4 separate regions of the Homo sapiens genome follow, and regions 1, 2 and 3 are each linked to region 4. A link is a contact called in ENCODE Hi-C or POLR2A ChIA-PET data. All regions are on one chromosome and are shown on one strand. Each heading gives the region's core, a stretch centred on a gene start or an enhancer-like site at or near the end of the contact. The rest is flanking DNA. Distances are from core to core; before and after follow the strand shown. Region 1 holds the start of INTS14 (integrator complex subunit 14). Region 2 holds the start of TPM1-AS (TPM1 antisense RNA). Region 3 holds the start of RAB11A (RAB11A, member RAS oncogene family). Region 4 holds the start of CIAO2A (cytosolic iron-sulfur assembly component 2A).

What was found. Hi-C counts contacts between places; a loop is a spot of excess contacts on that map. ChIA-PET counts read pairs that join two places held with the same protein, here RNA polymerase II (POLR2A). Pooled maps may share reads with other maps.
Region 1: a loop to region 4 is called in a pooled map, with 9 times the contacts of the local background. The contact joins the promoter of INTS14 here to the promoter of CIAO2A in region 4. A Hi-C loop is called at or near these places in 6 of 50 pooled maps. POLR2A ChIA-PET finds 5 or more read pairs at or near these places in 2 of 52 experiments (B cell and activated naive CD4-positive, alpha-beta T cell).
Region 2: a map of CD8-positive, alpha-beta T cell shows a loop between it and region 4 (11-fold over the local background). The contact joins the promoter of TPM1-AS here to the promoter of CIAO2A in region 4. A Hi-C loop is called at or near these places in 3 of 168 maps with a recorded cell type or tissue (CD4-positive, alpha-beta T cell, CD8-positive, alpha-beta T cell and naive thymus-derived CD4-positive, alpha-beta T cell), 1 of 37 single-sample maps with no recorded cell type and 8 of 50 pooled maps. POLR2A ChIA-PET finds 5 or more read pairs at or near these places in 1 of 52 experiments (CD8-positive, alpha-beta memory T cell).
Region 3: a loop to region 4 is called in a map of CD8-positive, alpha-beta T cell, with 9 times the contacts of the local background. The contact joins the promoter of RAB11A here to the promoter of CIAO2A in region 4. A Hi-C loop is called at or near these places in 1 of 168 maps with a recorded cell type or tissue (CD8-positive, alpha-beta T cell), 1 of 37 single-sample maps with no recorded cell type and 6 of 50 pooled maps. POLR2A ChIA-PET finds 5 or more read pairs at or near these places in 1 of 52 experiments (activated B cell).

Annotation. Positions count from the first base shown.
Region 1 is chr15:65,609,865-65,612,564 of GRCh38, forward strand. INTS14 (integrator complex subunit 14) reads right to left here and starts at 1,267. Exons shown (of 12, transcript NM_001394796.1): 1 at 1,234-1,267. It also overlaps a transcript of SLC24A1 not described here. RefSeq lists an enhancer at 1,185-1,344.
Region 2 is chr15:63,048,137-63,050,836 of GRCh38, forward strand. TPM1-AS (TPM1 antisense RNA) reads right to left here and starts at 1,251. Exons shown (of 2, transcript NR_147233.2): 1 at 705-1,251; 2 at 1-559. The region is part of intron 2 of TPM1 (tropomyosin 1); the gene reads left to right. RefSeq lists a silencer at 58-717.
Region 3 is chr15:65,868,211-65,870,910 of GRCh38, forward strand. RAB11A (RAB11A, member RAS oncogene family) reads left to right here and starts at 1,281. Exons shown (of 5, transcript NM_004663.5): 1 at 1,281-1,415. The coding sequence starts at 1,376. It overlaps TRQ-CTG1-4 (tRNA-Gln (anticodon CTG) 1-4), which reads right to left and starts at 923; the gene lies at 852-923. RefSeq lists an enhancer at 1,095-1,154.
Region 4 is chr15:64,092,552-64,095,251 of GRCh38, forward strand. It overlaps CIAO2A (cytosolic iron-sulfur assembly component 2A), which reads right to left and starts at 1,287. Exons shown (of 5, transcript NM_032231.7): 1 at 1,094-1,287. The coding sequence starts at 1,217. RefSeq lists enhancers at 362-924, 560-609, 970-1,699.

The DNA.
Region 1 (2,700 bases), core at 17-2,516, 1.5 Mb after region 4:
TTGACAGTGATGACAGCTGGCAGTCTTGCCTTCTCTGAAGACACCTCTGGAGCTGGCTCTTTCTCCCAAGTGATGCATTTGTGTCGACTCCCAAATGCACCTCATTAACAGTTACAAAGTCGTGGGAGATCAATTTAGTACTCAGGTTGGAGTAAAGGAGGGAACTGAAAGTTCCTGAAGGATAGTTCACTCAAGCAGTATAGGCCTGATTAAAAAAAAAAAAGGCCAGGCACGCCTTTAATCCCAGCACTTTGGGAGGCTGAGGCGGGCAGATCACCCGAGGTCAGGAGTTCGAGACCAGTCTGACCAACATGGTGAAACCCCATCTCTACTAAAAATACAAAAATTAGCCAGATGTGGTGGCGTGCGCCTGTGGTTCTAGTACTTGGGAGGCTGAAATAGGAGAATTGCTTGAACCCAGGAGGCAGAGGTTGCAGTGAGCCGAGATCGCGCCACTGCTCTTCAGCCTGGGCGACAGAGCGAGACTCCGTCTTGGGTGGGGGGGAATCCCTGCCCACCACAGTCTACCAATTTTGTGAGCACAACACTATGTATTCCTCACTTGGGTGGATTCTGAGCCCCCAAGTCTCCCACCCCCACCCCCTTCCCACGTGTACTGTTCAAACAACTAGGGCTCTTCTTTCTCAGGAACAGTCTGAGAAATAGGCCCTAGCCACCTATTTGGCCTTGAATACCAAGTGTCCATCAGCTAGACGTTTGTAATTCTTCCCTGAAGGTGATAATTAGCTCATTCATAAAGAACTGATTCTCAGCAGTCTCGCTCTCAAAGCAGGATTCTACCTGAATTTCTAGTGCCTCACCTGCTCTTTGGCTTTCCCGTCAGCCTCCGGGAGTCCCTCCCCAGTTCTCAGATATAATTTCATCTCTAAAAGTCCAGACTGAAAATCACATCTGGGAGATGTATTTTTACCTTAAAAATCAGTCAAGAAAATGTGGGATCTGGAAGTCTCTCTTGGAAAGAGGGGGCAGAGGGGAGCTGAGCAGAGGGCGAAATCGTGCAGTTTACGCGGAGCTGGGGACCCCGAGCCTCAGAGCGAGGGGAGGCCGGGAGCAGCGCCCCGGAACTGGCGCCTCACAGACAGCGCGGGGCGGCCGCCACGGTGGCGGGAAGGCCAAGCGCTGGCCCTGGGTTGTTCTTCACCCATAACCCCTTCACCTGTAACCCCAACAAGCAGCGAAAGGCAGTCCCGGGCCCTCGGCCTCCCCACTCACCCCGTGCCCATCGCCGGACACAGTCCGTCGGCATAAACTTTCCGTCGGCATAAACTTTCCGTCCGCGCGCCACAGCCGGAACTATAAGGCCGCGCGACAGAAGGGAATCCGGCGCCTGCACTCCGCGCTGGGCGGGGCGGTCCTTGGAGAGCTTCAGGGTCGCCCGGGCAGGGTTCTGGCTCATCCCGGAGGGACGCTAGGGGGCGCGGCCTCTCTTCGCGATGGCCAATCCGCGGCCACCCCTCTCCTCCCACAAATCCCCAACTTCTCTCGAGCCTTGGCTGGGTTTCCTGCCGTGTCTCTCTGCATTGCCCTGAATCTCTCCCCATTCTCGGGCTCTTTCCTTCCCCTTCTGCCCCACTGACCCATGGGCCTCACCTGGCCCGGTGACTCTGTGTCCGCTTCACACTTTTGTCCCCTCACTCCCCTGGGCCCCGTCGGTGCACGAGCCCAACCCTTCCTGCTATTTTCCTCGTCACTCTTTAGCCCCCTCTCTCGTATCCTCTGAACCGGTTGACAGAATCCTCTTCCTGTTCTTTTTAAACTGCAATTCCTGAACTACAAATCCTGGCCGGGCGTGGTGGTTCAGGCCTGTAATCCCAGCACTTTGGGAGGCCAAGGTGGGCGGATCGCTTCAGGTCAGGAGTTTGAGACCAGCCTGGGAAACATGGTGAAACCCCGCTCTCTACTAAAATACAAAAATTAGCCGGGCATGGTAACGAGTGCCTGTAATCCCAGCTACTTGGGAGGCTAACGCACGAGAATCTTGGGGGGAAAAACCCCAAAACTGTAATTCCTGGCTGAGGTATGCTTTGTATATCCTTCTTAGCTGACCTGAGCCCAATTTACCTCAAGACTTGGCCTCTTGGTCTCCTCAGCCCAAATGCTCACTTTATTTCCCCTATCCCCTCTTTGAGGGAAGCAGAGGGCCCTCGTTCCTCTCACCCTGGACAAGGCATGCGTGCTCAGATTTCCCTGTAAGGCAACATGGGCTCTTGCCTGCCACTCTGGCCACCTGGTGTCTCCATTGTAGTCTGTGCCTCAGTGAGGTCCTTAAGAGGGCAAGAGGTGACTTTCTTTCTAACCATGTAGGGAGCCAGGGAATCCCAGCTAGAGATAGGCTTAGATGGATGCCAGCAGGCCCCTGGGTAGTTACGGTTCAAAGAACAATGTGGAACCACATAGGTTACAAAGTGAGTACAGAAAGGCCTCTAGAAGGCCTCAGGCATTTGCCTTTTTCTTTTAGCTGATAGGATGGGGCGAGATTAGGAGATGGGACGAGGAAGGAGGATGCTTTGAACTGAACAGACAAATCTGTCTGACTTCTCACAGCTTGTTATGTGGGAGATTGTGGGGCCAGTTGCTTGTAGTTTTTTCCTGTCCCTGGGAATATCCCTGCCAGCACTGGGGCCAGGGCCCTGCAGACTGCCCTATTTGCTTCAAAACTTCTTTCCCCAACCTGGCTGA
Region 2 (2,700 bases), core at 1-2,500, 1.0 Mb before region 4:
AGCAGGAGTCGCTATTGCCCTTAGCAGCCAGCTCCGTTACCCCGGGTCACCACCGCGCCGCGGAGGGGCCCTAGAAGTGGAAGCCAGAGCCCTAGTGCAGTGGCCTCCCGGAGCGCCCAGCTCACCAGGTACCCCCGCAGCGCGCCGGGAGCGCCTTTCTCCCCGCCGCCGCGAGCATGCGCAGTGCCCCCAGCCAGTCCCGGGATCCACGGCGCGCGCCCCTCCCAGCCGCGCGCGCCCGCCTGCGGTTTGTCTGCGCAGCCCTGGAGGCTGCGACTTCCGGACTGCTCCTGGCCGCAGGGGGCGCCGCCATCGCACAGAGAGGCCTGGGCGGGGCGGACCGGCGCTGGGCAGCCAGGACAGCCGCGGCAGCCGGGTCCGCAGGGCAGCAGCCGGCCTCTCCCACTGCAGCCCTCCCGCCCGCCTACCGTCCGGCGCGATGGCGGGGAGTAGCTCGCTGGAGGCGGTGCGCAGGAAGATCCGGAGCCTGCAGGAGCAGGCGGACGCCGCTGAGGAGCGCGCGGGCACCCTGCAGCGCGAGCTGGACCACGAGAGGAAGCTGAGGGAGACCGTAAGGGATACACCCATCACCCCGCAGCCCCCAGAGGCGCATCCTCCCGGGGCAGCCCCGCAGGGCCCTCCTGCTTCCCCCCCCGCAGGCCCCGGTCCCTCGTCCCCACGCCTCCAGGGCGCACCTGGCGCACCTGGGCCAGCTGGCGGCGGGCTCTGGGGAGGGGCCCGGCCTGTTCTCCTGAGCCTTTGTTTTCCATCTCGCTGATCCAAAGTAAACGCTCCCAGGGGAAACGGGTGGTGTTGAGAAGGTTCTGGAAGGAGCATTTTCCCAGGAAGGGTCTGTTTCTGGGGTGGTGGCTTTCAGTCGTGTCTGTGCGTCCCCGGGAGGTGCACTTTGCGCTGCTGGCTTGCTTTACTCTGAGAGTGGAGAGGGAGGAGGTCCTTCCTCTTGGAGATCCGTACTTTGAGAAGGGGCGCCGACAGGTCAAGTGGGAGAGGCACTGTGGACTTGGGGCCCGGGGATGCTACACTCCGCCGTTCCCGTCGACCCTGTGGTTTCCCGGCGGCCTGTGTCTCCGAGGCGGTAGACAGACATTGACAGCTTGACAGCGCCGCGTTCTGCTGGAAGAGCTAAACTATAGTGCAAAACCCTTAACCCGTCCCTTTTTTCAGCAGTCCTCCTCCCCTTTTCTCTCATACAGATAGATAATGCTTTGTTACCAAGTCTTGGAAAAAGTTGGCGAAATGTCAACAGTTATTGGGTGTATTCTCTTGCGGGCTTCCCCTCCCCCTTGTTAAATGTAATACCTGGCTTCCTTCCTTTCTTCTAAGGCAAATGTATCCAGCAAACACGAACAGGATTTCAGAGGTAGTCTAGTATTGGATATTTGTCGATTTTGTGTGTGTGTGTTTTTAATGAAGATACTGAAACAAACACCTTGGGAGTTTTATGACAATTGATAGTATGATGTCCTGCTGTGCTTAATATACGGGGTTGTTCTGAGTTGAGTAAATCGTTCTAGTTAAGTGTTTGTAAATGGCTGTATGGCTGGCCACAGAAACTTCAAGACCTGAAATGGTCCTCTTCAGAGGAAAGCTCAACTAGAGAAAGTTTCAGATAAAATACAAGCAGGAATAAGGAAATTAATAGGCAAAAGATAATTCTCAGTATTTGCTTTATAGGACGAGTCAGCAAAAGTCCTGTGGATATCCCTGAACTTGGCTGGGTGGTAAACTAATTCCGACTCCCTTACTCGCTAGTAGCTGTCCTTGAACCATTAGAACTATATAGAATATGATGGATAAAAACAAGAACTTTGGACCCAGACTGTCAGAACTTGAATCCTGTCTCCACTACTTACTAGCAGTGGGCAAGTTACTTAATCTCTGTGTTTCAGTTCCCTGTGTGTAAAGTGTGGATAGTAACAGCATCTACCTGTCGGTTAAAGGAGTTACTATGTAAAGACAGTACACTGATGCTTGGCGCAAAAGGGTAAGTGCTGTGTGCCCGCTGTCATTAAAACTGCACAGCCCTGGCAGCCCAGTGCTCCTTCACCTTCAGTTCCCCACCCAGCAAGAGGTCTTAAAGATGGCCTGCTCATTTCATGACATCATAAAACACTTCATTTACTGCTTTTAATCAACATTTGTTGGGGCGGGGGGCTTGAATGAAGAGGAAGTGGGCGGGCTGGTAGGCATGTTTGATGGGTTAAAGTGGTATCAGTGGTAGAAGTCTGAGGTCTCCTCACCCTGCTAAGAAAGAGTATGTGTGACCCTATGCAGGAGAGCCTTGTATTGGCTCCTGGCCTAGTGATTGATGTTAGACACAAAAGATAAATTTTATGAAGGGCACATTATTACTTTTATTCTTACCTTCTCTTTTGCACGTCGTTTTTATAACAGAACTCTTCCTGTGCCAGTTGGCTAAAGATAGTACTTTCGTTCTTTTCACGGCTTTATATCAAAAGTAGTTTAAGTAGTTTCAATTTTTTTAAGTAATCTTTGCAAACAATCTACCTGGGTGATTGATTGAACACAGAACCTTTTAAGACAGCAACTTGAAGACTGGATCAGACCATTGAAGAGAGACTTTCAGGCTGCAAGTTGTTCCTAACTTCTGAAATTGGAACTTAAATGTAGCTGACTTAGGTATTTAGATGTAGCTTGGGCTGTGAGTTAAGCTAGCAG
Region 3 (2,700 bases), core at 31-2,530, 1.8 Mb after region 4:
TAAGGACCTTATGACAACACTGGGCCCACCCAACTAATCCAGGATAATATCCCTAATTTAATGTCAGCTGATAAGCAACCTTAATTTCATCTGTAACCTCAATTCCCCTTTGCCATGTAACCTAACCTATTCAGTCTCCAGGAATTGGGAAGTGGACATCATTGGCAGGGGGCATTATTCTGCTTGTTATAGGCATACTTGCCCACAAGTCTAAATCGAGAGTTTGCATATAGGAGGTAGGAGGTGTGACAATAATTGGATAAAGGCTTTTCTGGAATGACAAAATTCTCTTCAAATACAGGGAGGCCCTGCGACATGATATCTGGCAAATCACTTGAGTCTTAGTATCCAAACTTCCGCTAAAATGGAAATTACCATCCTTTGCTTGGCATGTTAAATGAAATACTTATGTAAACGGACTTAGATTAGAGGCCTACAAATAGGACTCAAGTTCTTGATGAATCTTGATGAGGAGGGTGGGCGAAGTACTCTAAATGAAAATGAGATAGATTGCGAGATTTCCGGAGAGGAGTGAGTGACAAGCGCCTACCCGTGCATGAAGCTGGAGGTAGAAAATTCCAGCAAAAGGAATTTTCAAGTTTCACTGAAGCTTTTGAATCAAGGCTTGAAAGCCCAGGGTTAAAAAAAAGGCAGTGAAGAAGCTCATTAAGACAACCCCCCGCCAGGTAGCAGATAGCACCTGAAATGCAGTGGGAAATTTGTGAGGTCTTCATAGGCAAGGATTAAATTTTACATCTCCATCTTAAGATGTGTCATAGTTGTTCAATTACTTAGTGACCAAAAAAGTGAATTAAAGATGTTGTCAAGATTAAAAAAACAAAAACCAATGCAGGTTCCACCGAGATTTGAACTCGGATCGCTGGATTCAGAGTCCAGAGTGCTAACCATTACACCATGGAACCGCCACGCATGTGTAGCTGCCTTCGGCTGTCTAATCCTCAGAGAACCCCGCCCCCATCCACAAACCCACCACTCACAGGCGGTCCCGCCTGGTTCCAGCGAGCCGCTTCCGGCACGGTAGCTCGAGAAATGAGCAAGCGGCCACTAAGACTATGGTAGCTAGGAGTTCCAGGACTCAGTTTCCCCTTTGAGCCTCCTTTAGCGACTAAAGCTTGAAGCCCCACGCATCTCGACTCTCGCGCACACCGCCCTTGTTGGGCTCAGGGGCGGGGCGCCGCCCCCGGAAGTACTTCCCCTTAAAGGCTGGGGCCTGCCGGAAATGGCGCAGCGGCAGGGAGGGGCTCTTCACCCAGTCCGGCAGTTGAAGCTCGGCGCTCGGGTTACCCCTGCAGCGACGCCCCCTGGTCCCACAGATACCACTGCTGCTCCCGCCCTTTCGCTCCTCGGCCGCGCAATGGGCACCCGCGACGACGAGTACGACTACCTCTTTAAAGGTGAGGCCATGGGCTCTCGCACTCTACACAGTCCTCGTTCGGGGACCCGGGCCACTCCCGGTGGACCCTCGTGCCGGCCACCCCTGCACTGATATAGGCCTCCCTCAGCCCTTCCTTTTTGTGCGGTTCCGTCTCCTACCCAGCTCAGCCTCTTCTCCCCCGCTCAGACAGGGGTCCCCATCACATGCCGCTCTCTGAGCGACCTCTCCATAGGCCTTCGCTGGCCTCAGAGCCCCTCCCTGCGTGTCCTTCCCCTGGCGGACTGCCTTCTCCCACATCGTCGAATTCCTTTCCCCGGGTTCTACGGCCCCGCCGCTCCTCCCACCATCTCTCTTTTCGGGTGTAGCGCCCCCTCCCCCTCGGCGTACACCCTTCCCAGCTCGCGTCCTCTCCCGAAGCCCCTCTGACGGGTTCTTCGCTTCCCTCTTGGCCTTGCCTTCGGTGCAGACTCCCATTACAGGTCTTTTTCTTATCTGCCCTCTTTCCCCCCTCGAGCGAGCGTCTCTTCTGTATCTCCCCTCCACTTGGACGGCCGCCCCTCTAAGCTTCTCCCATCCCGGGTCCAGGACCCCGTAAAATCTGAGCGGGCCAAGGGCCTCCGCCCCCACCCTCCGCCCCGCGGTTCTCGCGGTCCTTAACCTTCTCTGACCGCTCCCTCTCCCACTCCCCATTTGGCAACTCTCTCTACCTTCCCTCCCCAAATCGTGTTTAGAGCTCCCTTGTCTCCGTTGCGACCTGGGTGGTGGGAGGGAGGGTAAGAGGGATCGCCCATCACCCACTCGCGCACTTGTCGCAGTGACCCGGCAGGCTGACATTACTTCCCACCTAGCCTTTTCTTTTCTTGCCCTCCCTACTCAGTGGCACCCAACCCGGGATAACTCTTTACTCGGTTCGCGAGATGAGGTTGCGGATGGGTGGTGGCTGTTATCCTTGCCAGACCTGAAGGCCTGGTTCCTGAGCAGGAAAGGTTGTGCGCTGCACAAATACTAGCTTGCTTTATCTCTATGAACTGGTTGCTTCCTGCTGCAACGCTGGGAGGATCCAACAGGAAGGGAAGAGCCCTAGTTAGCCACATACCTTTCCCAAAAGGTTGGGGGTGGGAGGAAGTTGTGTGCTCTTTTGGTTACATTAAATATTTATTATAAGATACGGAAACATGTAGTGCCCTTGGACAGAACATATTGGAGGGTCAGGGTTGGTTAGAAAGAATTGCTTATTGGTTGAGTCCGGAAGGAATCCGGTTTTTTTTTTTAATCAACGAAGATAAAGGGTACATTTTTCAATG
Region 4 (2,700 bases), core at 37-2,536:
AAAGTTGTATCTCCAGTGCCCTACCATCCCTAGATTATGTGGACAGAGATCTGGCAGGACAGGGATGTGGTCTGCTTTGTGGAGATCATTTTACTCACAATTATCATCTGCCTGGAGGCTGATTAGGTAAGTCCTGCCTCTAGTAAGAGAGGTCAACCAAATTAGCTCCCAGAGTATTTCCTAACCCTGGCTTCCTTCTACTGGCCTATAATCCTTACTTGAATTATATTTGTATTCTATGGTTAGATCTCTCAATATTATATCCAGTCTTTTCGGTTTTCAAAAACAATACAACATAATTAAAAAAACAAACAAACAAAAAGTTGTAAGGCAATTGTGAAGTGGTGGAAAGTGCATTACGGTTAGAACCAGTAGGCACAGCCTTTGCTTTTTGGCTCTGTTCCTTACTGGCAGTGTGACCTCCAGGTAGTTCTTTAACCTTTGTTTCCTCATTTGTACAATAAAGATGGCCCCAAGGGTTAAACAGAAAATATTTAATATGCAACATGGAAGAGTGTGTATGTGTGTGTGTGCGTTATGTGTGTGTACACAAGGCCTTGCTACAAGAAGCCAATCTCGTTCTCTTCTTTCGGGGACCTCTGCTTACTGACTTTGCCGGATAGAGTGGCTGTGACCTTGGGCCAGTCCCCAACTCGACTGTCACCCACAAGCGCCCTCAGCGGTAGCAAGAGTGCGTGTCCAGGAGCTAGAGAACGAGGCTCTAGTAGTGCAATCAGGCCAGCTTTGCTTCCTAACCAGGCACCCTAGACTTGTGGTCTCCCCACAAGTCTTGGAATGGTTACTAAGACGTAGGCCACACGTGGAGAATGAAGCTTTTAAGACCTCTGGGTTCGGCTTGCCCCAGGTTTACGAAGAGCCCAGTTCCCAGAAAGACCCACACCCCCCACGTGACTTAGGACCCCGAAGAAAGCGCCTGCTACGCCCCGGACAAGATCTGGCCAAAAACAAACAAACAAACAAACAAAAAAAAAGGTCTCCCCTCCCAGCCCTCAGGTGAGGCCATCATCCCCGCACCCCTCAGCTCCGGCCTGCACCTATAACGCCAAATGCTGTGCTGGGTAAAATTAATTACCATAAACTTCTAGCGCTTTCTCTTCCATGATCCGGGGCTGCCGGGCAGCTCCCGGCTCAGAGAGGCCGGAGAGCCACAGGACTCTGCTCAGCGTCCAGGAGAGCAGCCCGGACACCCGCTGCATCTTCACGCTCAGCCATCCCTGGCGACTGTCCCAATCGCGCCACCGTCTCTCAGCAGCCTCGGGATTGATCAACTTCCTGGTCTTCAAATGGGCCGAGACAAGCCTAAAGGTTCAGGAGAGCAGAGAAAAGGCGGGGCCAGACGGAGTAGCTCGAAGGACCTAGGGAAGGGGCCTCAAGGACTACAAGTTCCAGCGTGCTTTGCTCGATTTCGGCGGGACAAAAACAATCTTCGCGGCTCGTCAGCACATTGCATGCTGGGATGCGTGAGCTATTTTCTTCGGAAGGCAGCGAATTGTATTCTGGGACTTGTAGTGTCCGCCTGGTAGAAGTGGATGTAACGGTCTGTTAACCGCGACTGACTCACTCAGTATCCGTGATAAGTTAAAGATGAATCCTGAAGGGGTAGGGGAAAGGAGATCTTGAGTTCTCCAGCACGGAGACTCTTTACAATTATTTCTCCGCGGGATCCGCTGACAGCCAACGTCTTTCTTACTTCCTGATCGGACAGGAAGTAGGTTTCAGTTGCTGTGAAAAGGGATGTCATGGGAAGCCAGTGAGGTAGTCAGGTATGGCATGGGGAGGGCTTTTTGGCTTTCTCGTCTCCTAAGGGACTCAGTCCAGCACAGCTTCCCACCTTTGAACGAATATTTCTGCTAATGGCCTCCAAAGACAACTTAGAACATAAGTTTTCCCGTGTCTAATGTGTACAGTGGTGACATAATGGAGATCGCCATCCTTAAAAGTGTATCTTGGCCGGGCGCGATGGCTCACGCCTATAATCCCAGCACTTTGGGAGGCCGAGGCGGGCGGATCACCTGAGGTCAGGAGTTCGAGACCAGCCTGGCCAACATGGGCAAACCCCGTCTCTACTAAAAAATACAAAAATTAGCTGGGCGTGGTGGCAGGGGCCTTAATCCCAGCTACTTGGGAGGCAGAGGCAGGAGAATCGTTTGAACTCAGGAGGCAGAGGTTGCAGTGAACCAAGATCGAGCCATTGCACTCAAGCCTGGGGGAGAAGAGCGAGACTTCCCTCAAAAAAAAAAAAAAAAAAAAAAGTGTATCTTAAGCCCTCTGGTGTTCGTGGGTGTGATGGATGCCAGTAACAAAATCGATTTTATTTTATCCATCCATCCCTCCGATCAAATTTGTAGGTACTAATTTGCCATAGGTGATCCATAGGCATGGAAGATACAAAGATAAAACGCTGCCCCCGCCTTCAAACAGCTCACATGACCTGTGAGGGAGTCCATCCCTGAATTTGCAGTTACAACCAAACTAACTAAACCTCTTGTCAAAGTTGGTGACAAATGCCATTTCTATTGAGAAGATAGGATTATCTTGCAGAATTGTCCCATGCTAACATGCCCATTTATCTTTAAACTCCAGTCTTGTTTGTCTAGTTAATGTAGGCCTTAGGATCACCAGACAATGAATTGCTTAGGTCCCAAGGAAATTTTGGTCAGGGTTCAATAATTTCCCTGC